Regions from separate parts of the Homo sapiens genome. Here region 1 is linked to region 2. A link is a contact called in ENCODE Hi-C or POLR2A ChIA-PET data. All regions are on one chromosome and are shown on one strand. The core of a region is the stretch at or near the end of the contact, and the rest is flanking DNA. Distances in the headings are between cores, read along the strand shown. Region 1 holds the start of MLXIPL (MLX interacting protein like). Region 2 holds the start of BCL7B (BAF chromatin remodeling complex subunit BCL7B).

Region 1 (4,189 bases), core at 1,629-4,128, 67 kb before region 2:
TTACACGCCTGTAATCCCGGCTACTTGGGAGGCTGAGGCAGGAGAATCGCTTGAGCCCGGGAGGCGGAGGTTGCAGTGAGCTGAGATCATGCCACTGCACTCCAGTCTGGGTGACAGACTGAGACTGGCTCAAAAAAAAAAAAAAAAAAGAGGGCCACTTGGGGATGGCTCTCTGAAGCAGGGCAGAGCCCCTCCAAAGGAGGGAGAGTGGGGTGAGCATCAGAACCCCCTTTCCTAACCTGGCAGGGATGGGCAGAGAGAATGCACATCCTACAGAGGGCAGCAGGGAGGATGGAGCAGAACAGCTGGGGCTCCTGGGAATGTGATGCGAACATTTGGCAGAGACAGAAGATACCCGGCCAAGGGAGGTGGGTGGAAGGGCTGGCCTGTGAGCAGCCTTGGATAATCACTTTCCTCCCACAGCCAGTGGCTGGGGCCCTCAGGGCACTGCCATTGTGATCCTAGGTGCTGTGTGATCCTCCTGTGGGCTGGAAGAAAGTGCTGCATGTCAACCTTTTCCAAGGCTGCCACACATGGGAAACCACCTCCTCCGCTTTCCCTAACATGACCACACACAGGATACCTGTCAGAAAGCCAGCAGAGCTTAGCATGTGCCTACAACTCTTTCCTGTCCCCACCCACTAGGGACATCCTTGGGGGAAATCTGGAAATCTACTAGACCAGGCTTTGCTGCTGCCCCTCAGAGATGCTTGGGTGTGTTTTTGCTCTCCTGTGCCTCTGAACCCATCTTTGAGGCTGTTAGTTAAACGCTCCAGTGAGGTGTCAGGTGTGAATGCCTCAGTCTGGTTTCTGTCCTCAAGGTGAGAAAAGAGGCTTCAGAAGCAGAAAGGCCATGTACAGTGGCTCACACTTGTAATCCCAAAACTTTGGGAGGCTGAAGCAGATTTCATCTCTACAAAAAAAAAAAAATTAGCCAGGTTTGGTGGCATGAGCCTGTAGTCCCAGCTACTAGGGAGGCTGAGGTGGGAGGATCGCTTTGGCCCAGGAGTTTGAGGCTGCAGTGAGCTATGACCGTGCCTCTGCACTCCAGCCTGGGTGACAGAGCGAGACCCTGTCTCTAAAAATATATAAATAGGCTGGGCACGGTGGCGCATGCCTGGAATCCCAGCACTTTGAGAGGCTGAGGTGGGCAAATCGCTTTAAGGTCAGGAGTTTGAGACCAGCCTGGCCAGCATGGAGAAACCTCGTCTCTACTAAAAATACAAAAATTAGCTGGGCATGGTGGCGGGCACTTGTAATCCCGGCTACTCAGGAGGCTAAGGCAGGAGAATCGCTTGAACCAGGGAGGCAGAGGTTGCAGTGAGCCGAGATCGTGCCATTGCACTCCAGCCTGGGTGACAGAGTGAGCCTCCGTCTCAAAACAATAAATAAATAGAAGTATATAGATAAATAAAAATACAAAGAAGCAGGAACAAAAGCTGGACCTCAGTGTCAGTGAGAGAAGGGGCTCAGAGCTCCTGGGTAGATGCCTGCCTAGGGGATGTCCACCTTCCAGTGAGCCACCCATCCCTACCAGTAACAGTCCCTCGAGGCTCCCCTTGGGCCTCTCTGTGCAGGTGAAGTAATGATCACAATTTTTTTAATATATATTTTTTCTTAAGTATTTTATTTTGTTTTTGAAACAGGATTTCACTGTTGCCCAGGGTGGAGTGCAGTAGGGCGCGATCTCGGCTCACTGCAACCTCCACCTCTTGGGCTCATGTGATTCTTCCACCTCAGCCTCCCGAGTAGCTGGGATTATAAGCCAAGCACGCATCGTCACATCCGGTAATTTTTGTATTTTTAGTAGAGAAGGGGTTTCTCCATGTTAGCCAGGCTGGTTTCGAACTCCTGGCCTCAAGTGACCCACCCACCATGGCCTCCCAAAGTGCTAGGATTGAAGGCGAGAGCCACCGCGCCCGGCCACCGTGTTGGCCACCATGTTAACTAGAGGTGTTAGCAACCTCCTGTGGGCCAGGCCCTTCAGGGGCATTACCTTGGGCTTACCACATCAGGCCCCTGAGAGTTGGGGGCTTCTACCTATGTGGAGGACCCAGAAGAGCTAATATGGGGGGCGGGGGTTGGAGGTGAAGGGCAGGAGTTAGGTGAGGGGAGATGGTGATCTCTGGCCTCACAGGAGGGTGCCCCTGAAAGAACAAACCCCAGGTCCTGAGGCGCTTTCAGGCTCAGGTGTGATAGGGGACCCTTTTGTTGTGGAGACAGGGTCTCACTCTGTCATCCAGGCTGGAGTGCAGTGGCGCGATCTCCGCTCACTGCAGCCTCAACCTCTTGGTCTCAAGCGATTCTCCCACTTCAGCCTTCGGAGTAGCTAGGACTACATGCACACGCCACCATGCCTGGATAATTTTTGTATGTTTGGTAGAGACAGGGTTTTGCCATATTGTCGAACTCCTGGGCTCAAGGAATCCTCCCACCTCAGCCTCCCCAGTAGCTGGTATTACAGGCTTTCTCCACTATGTCCGGCTAATTTTTGCATTTTTTTGGTAGAGATGGGGGTCTTGCCATATTGCTCAGGCTGGTCTCGAACTCCTGACCTCAAGCCATCCTCCCGCCTTGGCCTCCTAAAGTGCTAGGATTACAGGCAAGAGCCCCTGGCGTCCGGCCTGACCTTTCTTAATATCCCTTTGGAGCAAAGTAGGGGCGGCTCTATCAGGACTCCAAGGAAAGACGGGAAGGGAGATGGGGCCAACCCGCCAGAGCTCCAGAGCACCGGGTTCTCACCTGGCGTAAGGATTATGCTAATACAAGCCCCGCCCCGTCCCAGGCCCCGCCCACCCGATCGGCCTATGGTGTGGGGGCGGGGCTATGTTAATGAGGCCCGGCTGGCCAAGAGCTGTTCCCCGCGCTGCGCGGAGCAGGGACCAGGCGGTTGCGGCGGCGACAGCCATGGCCGGCGCGCTGGCAGGTCTGGCCGCGGGCTTGCAGGTCCCGCGGGTCGCGCCCAGCCCAGACTCGGACTCGGACACAGACTCGGAGGACCCGAGTCTCCGGCGCAGCGCGGGCGGCTTGCTCCGCTCGCAGGTCATCCACAGCGGTCACTTCATGGTGTCGTCGCCGCACAGCGACTCGCTGCCCCGGCGGCGCGACCAGGAGGGGTCCGTGGGGCCCTCCGACTTCGGGCCGCGCAGTATCGACCCCACACTCACACGCCTCTTCGAGTGCTTGAGCCTGGCCTACAGGTGAGGGCGGTTCCGGGCCCTGACGGCCTTGGCTTCCAGGTGGGGATGGGGGGGGGGTCCGGGGCAGGACTGCGCGCTGGGGCCCTCAACACCCCACCCGAGCCCGGTCCTGCGGCTCCCGGAGGCTCCGATCACGCCCTGGACACCCCCTTTCTCCCAGCCCCGAGGTCCTCCTACAGCGGCCCAGCCCGCTGGCCCCTGACGGACCCACGCATTTCTGATTCCCATTCCTCCCCCATTCCCTCTTCCCCGAAGCGCAGACCGCCTGCGCCCCACCTCTACCTGGACCTCTGGTCCCCTCTCTCTGGTCCCAGCCCCTCCGTCCCTACAAAAATGCCAGGCGCCCCTGGTCCCTAGGCCACCCGCGCCCATCCCCACTCTCCACTCTGGAGCCACTCCACCCGACCCCCTGCAGGCCTCGGCCTTCTCCCCAGCAGCCCCGGCCCAAGCCCGCCCTATTCCTGGACCCTGAGATACTCCCAGCGCCCCTGATTGTCCCAGTTCATAACCAAAGTGGACTGGAACTGGCCCACTCTCACGTCCACCTCCCCGCAATTGCTGAGACACCTCTTCTTGATCTGCTACATTAAGGGTGGCGGGAGGAGGATGTCCCAGAAATGTCCAAGAGGCGCAGCTCGCAGAGGTTACGCCGGTGCCCGGGAGGCCTGGGTTCGCCTACCCACGTCGCCACACTAGGCTGAGCGCCCGTCGCTGCCTGGGACCCCCGCTTAGTGCCACCGAGAGCGCACAGGCCGCGCCCCGCTGCCGCTCCACGCCCCGCGTCCCAGAGGAGGGCGCGAACCCGAGGCCTGGCCCAGTGCCCTGGAGCAAAGTTCCCCGGAGTTGAGGGGCCAGTATAAATTATCAACCGAAAACCCGTAGGGGAGAAAGGGGGATCGGCCGGCCTTGATCTTTTCTCTGTGCAAATATTCCTCTTCCTCCGCGGCGCCTCCTCCCCTTCTGAGAACCGCTGGCTACAGATCGGCACC
Region 2 (4,070 bases), core at 1,553-4,052:
TACTGCTTTCCTCACCTTCACCCCAAGGACAAGGAGTGTGTCTTACTCAACTTCACATCACCTGCAGTGTCCACTGTGCTAGGGCGTACAGCAGGTGCTTAGGCAATCTGCGGTTATTTTGGATCGGCTGGGTCTGAACAACAAATGTGCCACCTTTGATCCCGTTATTTCTAGAATCATCTTTTCACTCCACATGCTGGTTCAGCTTTTGCACTCCTCAGTCAGGCAGAAGCTATTTCTGGCCCCCTCGCCAGTAAGATGACATATGCTTGCCCTATGTTGCTTGATCATGAAAGGCTGACTCATAATCAGAGGCTGTCTCAAGTTCAGGGCTAGCTAGGCATTTCTCTGGAGCACATGGAAATTAGTTTCTTTATAGGTGAGAACAGCCACTACCAATCTGCTTTCTGTCCCAAGCTGTGTCCTGAAACAGCTGCTACAGGACCCTCTCCGCATACTGCAAGCGTGGGTGACACCTGCCTGCAATTGGGTGGGGGCAAAGAGGACAAGAGCTTGCACTGGATTCAACATTCATGCAAACATTTATTGAGCATCTGTAGCATCTGTGAACACTGCCCTGGGAGTAACAGCACCTACCCTATTTTTAGAGGTCAGCTTCAAGATTAAGGTTGTCATAACACCTCTTTTTTCTTTGCTGCAGACTAGGAATAAAAGCCATAGCATCTTACACCTCCCCTCCCCTACTTAAGCTGGCATTTATCAAATAGCATTTTACTTATTTGTTTAATTAATTTATTTTTTCCAAGATGGAGTTTTGTTCTTGTTGCCCGGGCTGGAGTGCAATGGTGCGATCTTGGCTCACTGCAACCTCCACCTCCTGGGTTCAAGCGATTCTCCTGCCTCAGCTTTCCAAGCAGCTAATTCTGTATGTTTAGTAGAGATGGGGTTTTGCCACGTTGGACAGGCTGATCTCAAACTCCTGACCTCAAATGATCCACCCACCTTGGCCTCCCAAAGTGCTGGGATTACAGGCGTGAGCCACCATGCTCCGCCTAGGCTAGCATTTATCAAATAGCATTTTAAATATGCTTTGGGAAGCTGGACCCAGTGACTCACGTCTGCAATCCCAGCACTGTGGGAGGCCGAGGAAGGAGGATCAATTGAGTCCAGGTGTTCAAGACCAACCTGGGCAACATAGGAAGACCCTGTCTCTACCAAAAAAAAAAAAAAAAAAATGTCAGCGAGGCATGGTGGCCCTCGCCTGTGGTCTCAGCTACACAGGAGGCTGAGGCAGAAGGATCACTTGAGCAAGGCCCTGTACCAAAAAATAAGTAAAAGTAAAAAATAAATATTTTTTTTTCGTCTGAATGTTCTACTAAACTGGAAGCTCAGCCAGTCACAGTGGCTCATGCCTGTAATCCCAGCACTTTGTGAGGATCCCTTGAGACCAGGAGTTCAAGACCAGCCTGGACAACATAGTGAGATCCCCTCTCCACATGAATAAATAAACTGGGCCGGGTGCGGTGGCTCACGCCTGTAATCCCAGTACTTTGGGAGGCCGAGGCAGGTGGATCACGAGGTCAGGAGTTCAAGACCAGCCTGACCAACATGGTGAAACCCCATCTCCACTAAAAATAAAAAAATTAGCTGGGTGTGATGGCGGACGACTATAATCCCAGCTACTCGGAAGGCTGAGACAGAAAATTGCTTGAACCCGGGAGGCGGAGATTGTAGTGAGCCGAGATCACACCACTGTACTCCAGCCTGGGCAAAAGAGCGAGACTCCGTCTCAAAAAAAAAAAGGCCAGGCGTGGTGGCTCACGCCTGTAATCCCAGCACTTTGAGAGGCCAAGGCGGGCAGATCACGAGGTCAGGAGTTCCAGACCAGCCTGACCAACATGATAAAACCCCGTCTCTACTAAAATTACAAAAATTAGCTGGGCGTGGTGGCACCCGCCTGTAATCCCAGCTACTCAGGAGGCTGAGGCAGAAGAACCGCTTGAACCCGGGAGGCGGAGGTTGCAGTGAGCGGAGATCACACCACTGCACTCCAGCCTGAGTCACAGAGCGAGACTCCGTCTCAATAAATAAACAAACTGGAAGCTCTTTGAAACCAAAACCACGTATGTCTTCAGCTTTAGGTACAGAGTCTTGCACAAAATAGACATCTTTTTATTTATTTACTTTAGAGACGGGGTCTCGTTTAGACATGGGGTCTCCATATGTTGCCCAGGCTGGAGTGCAGTGGCTATTCACAGGTGCGATCATATCATAGCTGACGGCAGCCTCAAATTCCTGGGGTCAAGTGATCCTCCCGCTTCAGCCTCCCAAATACTTGGGACTACTAGATACTCGAGAAAAGGCAAGAATGTGGTCTGAATGCTGGGAAAGCAGTTCATCTGGTAAAGAGAGGAGGGGATTCCAGGTGAGGAACAGGTGTGTGCAAAGACCGGAAGCCATCCTTAAGAAAGGCGTGGTTGGAGCACAGCGTAGGAGCCAGAGGGCAAAGGTGCTGGGCAGGAGAGGCGGGAGGACAGAGATGGCGCAGGAGTGCGGTTCCACAGGGTCAGGTTCCTAACACGCTGGCCAGAGCAGGGAGCCGACCTCCAAACTCTCAGGGAAGAGAACCAGGTTGCCCACCGGCGGCACCTCGCACCTCGCCCTGACCACAAGCACGTGCGCCCAACCCGCCTCGCACCCCGGCCCGGGTAGGGGGCTCAGGGGACTCCCGGGGCACTCAGGAGGGACGCCCCGGGCGGGGCGCGCAGGCGCGCTGAGGCCGTGAGCCCCAAGGGGCGGGCGGGTGCGCGCGCTTTCTCGCGCACGCGCGCACGGAGGGGGCGACGGCCGCTGTGACGCTGCGGCGGCGGCGGGCGGGCGGCGGCGCGTGAGGCGCGCGATCCCCGGTGTCTTGGGAGCAGTGCCCCGGCCCCCGCCGCTCCCGCCGCCGCCATGTCGGGCCGGTCGGTCCGGGCGGAGACCCGCAGCCGGGCCAAGGACGACATCAAGAAGGTGATGGCGGCCATCGAGAAAGTGCGGAAATGGTGAGGGGCCGGAGCTTAGGGGGCTGGCGGGGGTCGCGGATCCAGGCCCTGAGGAGCGTGGGACTGGCGGGTCAGGTGGGAGCCGACCGGCCGGCGCTGGGGGAGGGGGGTGCGGGAGAAGGCGGGAGGAGGGCGCCGCTGGCGTCGGCGTGAGGTCAGAGGGCGCGCCGGCCGCGGCCAATCAGCGGTCCTCCCGGCTCGCGGGCCCGCCCACCTGCTGCGGCTGCTGCCGCGCGCCGCCTGGGAGGGGATTCCGGCTTCCGGCCCGGACTGGAGCTGCCTGGCGTCGGTGCCCGCGCCCGGCCCAGCCCGGGGCCCGCCCTCCCCTCTTCCTGGGCAGTGGCCCCGCCTGCGTTTCCAGGCTTCCTCTTGATAATAGCGAGTAGCCCTGGAGTGGTGTCAGCCCGCCAGGCTGAGCGCTCTGCGTATTCAGGCGTTGAAGTTGGGTGAGTTTCTGGGTTAGTCCATCTGTCAAGGGAGCAAGCCTGGTGTCATCCAGAGGGATACCCCTCCCTTTCCCCCAGTAACCGGCCCCTGCGCCGCGAGCTTGGTAGGCATTTTCTCTTGCTGCCCCGGCGGCTGTCAGGAGAGTCCTTTGCAAACTATGTACCAGCCTCCCTCTAATTTCCCTGCTTCTGCTCTTGTTCATTCCCCAGTCCGTTCATCATTTGCACTGTGTGATTTTATTTTTCTCACTTCCAAGTAGCAGAGTGGTCTTTTTAAAGTGCACATCCTTACTTGGGAGGCTGTGGTGGGAGGATTGCTGGGACCCAGGAGTTGGAGGCTGCAGTGAGCTATGATCGTGCCACGGCACTCCAGCCTGGGCTACGGAGAGAGACCCCGTGTCTAAAATGTTCATGGAAGATGCCGATTGAGCCCCTGTTTAGTATCCGGAACTCCGATACATACTATATCGGTGTGTATCGGAGTCATCACATTAAACTTTCACAGCCAACTTCGTCAGCTCTTTTGTATAGCCAATTACTACTAATAATTTAAAAACCCAGGTCTGGCTAGGTGAGGTGGCTCAGGCATGTAATCCCAGCACTTTGGGAGGCTGAGGTG

The links. Hi-C counts contacts between places; a loop is a spot of excess contacts on that map. ChIA-PET counts read pairs that join two places held with the same protein, here RNA polymerase II (POLR2A). Pooled maps may share reads with other maps.
Region 1: a map of gastrocnemius medialis shows a loop between it and region 2 (11-fold over the local background). The contact joins the promoter of MLXIPL here to the promoter of BCL7B in region 2. A Hi-C loop is called at or near these places in 1 of 168 maps with a recorded cell type or tissue (gastrocnemius medialis) and 7 of 50 pooled maps. POLR2A ChIA-PET finds 5 or more read pairs at or near these places in 5 of 52 experiments (Caco-2, HepG2, RWPE1 and 2 more).

The regions. Positions count from the first base shown.
Region 1 is chr7:73,623,211-73,627,399 of GRCh38, reverse strand. It overlaps MLXIPL (MLX interacting protein like), which reads left to right and starts at 2,878. Exons shown (of 17, transcript NM_032951.3): 1 at 2,878-3,200. The coding sequence starts at 2,908.
Region 2 is chr7:73,556,422-73,560,491 of GRCh38, reverse strand. BCL7B (BAF chromatin remodeling complex subunit BCL7B) reads left to right here and starts at 2,802. Exons shown (of 6, transcript NM_001707.4): 1 at 2,802-3,005. The coding sequence starts at 2,914. RefSeq lists silencers at 2,527-2,766, 2,817-2,926, 2,947-2,996, 3,017-3,466.